Linked DNA regions of Mus musculus: region 2 is linked to region 1. A link is a loop called in an ENCODE intact Hi-C map of the cell type or tissue named here. Cell type or tissue: left cerebral cortex. All regions are shown on one strand.

Region 1 (2,500 bases):
CTAAAAAAAAAAAAATAATAGAAGTCTATTTTAAGTGATTACAGATTAAACAATTCACCTACCATCTGATTTTGTCTGTAAATTTGCTCAGCAAATCCTTTCTCCATAAAGGGAAGAAAAGAAATTTCCTAAGAAGCACTGATTCGAATGAGGACTTACAGAGCTGTGCTTAAAAGACTCTGGTATCCCCGTCCTTGCTAATTTCAGTTTACTTTGTGACCTTGAGCAATCATTTCTCTTCAGTGGACCTCGGGTTCTGCACTTGTGAAACATCAGGTTGGGACCTTCCCTTTAGTCCTGTGAAGAAGGAAGAGAAGCCTTGGTGTCAGCAGTGAACCTGCTAAAAGGCAAATTCTCAGGCTACTTCTAGACTTCCTGCTTCACAAACCCTGGGTGACAGACATCCAGCAATCTGCGTTTTAAAATCTTACAGGAGATTGCCATGGTAGAGCTGACAATCTACTGGACTAAAGAAATGAAAAGTTTCTAAGTCTCTGTCATCTTGGGGTCTTTGAATTAAAAACAAACAAACAACCAAAAAACCAAAAACAAACAAACAACCCAAAAGTACCCTCTGTTTTTTAATGGGAAGAAGAGCTGGCTTGGATAAGCTGTTTGAAAAAAAATCTTGGAGGAGAGAGTAGCCTCCCCTAACCAATGACTACAGATCCCATGGGGAGAGAGTCCTGGGAATGTGTACCCGGGCCACCTGGAAAGGAAGCAGGGACGATATGGAAGGATTCTCCCCTGGTGTTTAGAGATGGGAAAAGGCAGGTTGAAGGCAGATTGATAATGTCTTCATCTGGAACAGCTTGGCATACATCATGTTTACAAATAGAAGTGATGTGTGATTTTAGTATTAGAAATAGGGTTTTCCAATGATGTGAAAACTCCCATAAGCTATTGTCTGTACTGTATGTATGTATGTATGTATGTATGTATGTATGTATGTATGTATGTATGCATGCATGTATATACATATGTACGTACGTACGTATGTATGTATGTATGTACATATGTACGTATGTAGGTATGTACGTATGTACGTATGTACGTATGTACGTATGTACGTATGTACGCATGTACGTACGTACGTATGTATGTATGTATGTATGTATGTATGTATGTAACCTGTCTTTATAGATGAGGAAATGGATAAACCATGTGGTAGTAAAGTAAGACAAGGCCAAAGAAGAGAAAGTTCCACGGTCACCAAGGCCATGAGGCATTTTCTGTCTCAAGCACCCCTGGGGGCCCAGGATTTTTTTTCTCAAGAAAGGAGCCCCTTCTAACCCTAGTGGAGCCTGCTTAGACTCAGAAGCAGTAACGGTGGAAGCTGGAGGATTGGTGCTGGGCAAGAGGTAGAGGACAATAAGGAATTTTATCGCCATCTAGTGGCACTAGAGAAAAGGCACGCAGCGTCAGCACCAAAGCTGAGGAAGGCTAGCACTGAAGCATCTTGCTTAAAAGAAAGCTGTTAATCTGATTGAATTGCTATTCCCAGGGATTTAGGTACCAGGTCCCCTCCCCAAGCTCCTCATCAAGGCTAAGCACGAAGTGACTAGCCTTGATAGTAATGACACAATTTAGTGGACAGGAGGCTGCTATTGGCTCAAAGAATCTTGAACACATTAATTCATTTTAATTCAAATGAGCTCTACAATTTGCATGTGGAATAGCACTTCCCATCCACAAATTAATCCTCAGTGGGAAGGTCATTCAATGGATGCAAAACTGAAGAGCAGAGGACATGGCAAAGGGTCACAGAGAGCAAATGACAAGGAAAACACAGCAGTTTCCAAACTGATCTGTTCCTAATGCCACACCCGTGTTCTGCAGGAATTCTTATCGACAATCTGGGAAATACAGCGCACGAGACCCACAAGTCCATCCCTTCAGTGAGCACAACCTGAATCCTAGGATTTCACAGTTTTCAGATGCCAAGTTCCAACCCTCTCTGCTTTTCACCATGAGGGAATAACCAGGGAAATTGTTCTTTTCCTTAAGAGTTGTTCTATTTCCTTTAGAGTTTCCATACTAATCAGGCACTTAGGTCTCACGGAGGTGTTAGTTAGAAAAGAGGTCGGTACCATGATAGGAAGTGATGGGCTGGGACGGTTGCAAAAAACTGAACATACTTAAGTTTCACAAGTGAATATGGATAAGTTCGAGGTTTTCTGCTCTTATGTGAGACTTGTGGAACACAATGACAGAATGCCTTTTTTTTCATTTTGAGGCATCCAATGTGTTTTCCAACAATCTAAAAAAGCAAACTGTTACATTTTTACTCAATAGTTTTTTTTTTTTTTCATTGCACAGTCACAAGAGAGAGAAAAAGACAAAGGAAAAGCAAAAAACCTCTAACCATCAGGAAACTACAAGCCAGATAATTTGATACTTTCCAAGTCTTTTCTAACAGTCAGCCAGGACAACTGATGCCTCCATGAATGTGTGGAGAAGATACATGTCCTGGAGAAAGTGCAACATTCCTTAAGACCTA
Region 2 (2,500 bases), 510 kb before region 1:
AGTTGAATCTCAATAATTATATATGAACTATATGTCATATGTCTGACCCGTGTATATGTATGAATGACCTGAAATTGAAAGAAAGAAAGAAAGAAAGAAAGAAAGAGAGAGAGAGAGAGAGAGAGAGGAAGAAAGAAAGAAAGAAAGAAAGAGAGAGAGCAAGAAAGAAGGAAAGAAGGAAAGAAAGAAAGAGAGAGAGAGAGAGAGAGAGAGAGAGAGAGAGAGAGAGAGAGAGAGAGAGAAAGTTAAGAAAGTTGGGATGGGAAAGTTAGTGAAGAATTCAAGTTTAAAAGAAGCATCTTTTAGTACAGATGAGCATCTCATAATACAGAAGTAGGCATTAAGGAAGCCTCCAGGGAAGTTTTTCCACCTCTGTAGGTGAGCAAATGTTTGCATACAACTTTTCTGTAGGACTCCCACACAGTCCCAGCAGGAGTTGCAAGTCTTTATGGATTTACACTGAAATCTCTAAAGTTCTGAGATCCATGCCAGATTCAATTTAGGAAGCAGAGATATCTAAACCCAGTTTCATGAAACAGAATTGGGTCTGAGCAGAGAGGAGAAAAATTCATAGTCTATAAAAGCCTAGAATAACAGGGTTCAAAGAAAGTTTCTCGGGGTTGAGGATTTAGCTCAGTGGTAAAGTGCTTGCCTAGTGTACTGCCTAGTTTTGTGTCAACTTGACACAGCTGGAGTTATCACAGAGAAAGCAGCTTCAGTTGAGGAAATGCCTCCATGAGATCTAACTGTAAGGCATTTTCTCAATTAGTGATCAAGGGGGAAAGGCCCCTTGTGGGTGGGACCATCTCTGGGCTGGTAGTCTTGGGTTCTATAAGAGAGCAGGCCGAACAAGCCAGGGGAGGCAAGCCAGTAAGTAACATCCTTCCATGGCCTCTGCATCAGCTCCTGCTTCCTGACCTGCTTGAGTTCCAGTTCTGACTTCCTTGGTGATAAACAGCAGTATGGAATTGTAAGCTGAATAAACCCTTTCCTCCCCAATTTGCTTCTTGGTCATGATGTTTGTGCAGGAATAGAAACCCTGACTAAGACACCTAGCAAGCACAAGGCCCTGGGTTCGGCCCTCAGGTCTGGGAAAAAAAAAAAGACAAAATAAAGATAGTTTTTCAAGGACAATGTTAGAAATCCTGAAACAAACAAACAAACAAACAACAACAACAAATTATTTGCATAGGGTACTTAATCCTCATGGTTGTTTACAAATTAAAGACAATAAAATATCTGTTTCAAAAAGAACGATGTCCATCTTTATTCTCCATAGCTTACTCAAAATTTCCTTGCCTCTGTAACCTGTTGGCATTAGAACACATCATAGAATGGTCTTATGATGCTTGGGGCATTTGGATGATAGGGCTGAGAAGGAGGAAGCATAAAGCTGAATTGCAGCAGACTGTAGGGAATGGTGAATCTACATAGTCCCATTTCAGAAGTGAGGAGTAATGAGACTGAAGAAATATAAATATCCACAGTTATATAATGTCGTGGCAACAGCCTCTTTTTTTTAGTTCTCAATTTAATATGGTGGTCTCAGAGCTGGTTGGCTCCCATGATTGATATTGTTACTGGATCTTGAGGAAGAGCCAAATTGAGAAATCACACGGATGAGTTGCAGCTAGTCTATAAATGGAAAGGATGCTTGGAGAATGATCATAGAACAGTAATTTGCCAACTCTGAAGTTACTTAGCTCCATTATTCATCAAAACCTTTACATTTTTGTGAGACAAGTTTGGTTGTCAATCACAAGTGTCCTTTCCTCACAAGGCCTGCGTGATGAATAAACAAGAAGCAGTGACATATGGGTGAACTCAGTGTGGAGACAAGCCCTTCCTTTCACTTAGGCTTCTTCTCCACTTAGTCCACATTAAATAATTCGATGTTTTGTTTTGTTTTTTAATTTTGTTTAAAAATTACCATGAACTTTTAAATACCTTCAGCAAATGATGGTAATTTTATATTGCATTTGTGGCAAAGAATAACTTTTGGAGGATATGACTATTGAGTGATTAAGTGTATGCATTTACACACATATTCACATACTCCCACATCCATGATTTGTATAGGAATCATGTAAATAGATGCAGTGATCCTGTTTGCCATTCTAAAAACAAAACAAAACAAAAAGGCAAAACTTTAGAGATTTTAATAAATACAGCAATGAATTAATATATTATTTTTAAATTTAAGATTGTATTTACTTATTCACTTCACATCGCACTCAATGTTCCCATCCTAAAATTCTTCCCACCCTTTCCTCTCCTCTGATCAGTTAGGGACCTCTCTGAGAATCCATCCACCATGGCATTTCAAGTCTTTGCAAAATAGGTGCTTCCTCTCCCAGTGAGGCCAGACACAACAGTCCTGTTAGAACAACATATTTCACGTTTAAGCGACAGCTTTTGGAATATCTCTCATTCATTTTTTTCTGGACCTATATGAAGACCAAGTTGTACATTTACTATATATGTGCATGTAGGACTAGGC

What was found. Peaks named below come from ENCODE experiments on the same cell type or tissue, not always from the same donor. Only the 100,000 strongest peaks of a DNase experiment are listed, where the experiment ranks them.
Region 2: a loop joins it to region 1, with 4 times the contacts of the local background. A loop is called at or near these places in 3 of 42 quality-filtered maps.

What each region holds. Positions count from the first base shown.
Region 1 is chr4:67,476,479-67,478,978 of GRCm38, reverse strand. No RefSeq gene overlaps it. Among named protein-coding and RNA genes, the nearest start is that of Tlr4, 650 kb to the right of the region's middle. In left cerebral cortex, a CTCF peak has its summit at 1,418 (motif pointing left); a DNase peak (open chromatin) is centred at 1,380.
Region 2 is chr4:67,991,448-67,993,947 of GRCm38, reverse strand. No RefSeq gene overlaps it. Among named protein-coding and RNA genes, the nearest start is that of Gm23738, 190 kb to the left of the region's middle. In left cerebral cortex, no CTCF peak of the experiment used is centred here; DNase peaks (open chromatin) are centred at 433 and 1,539.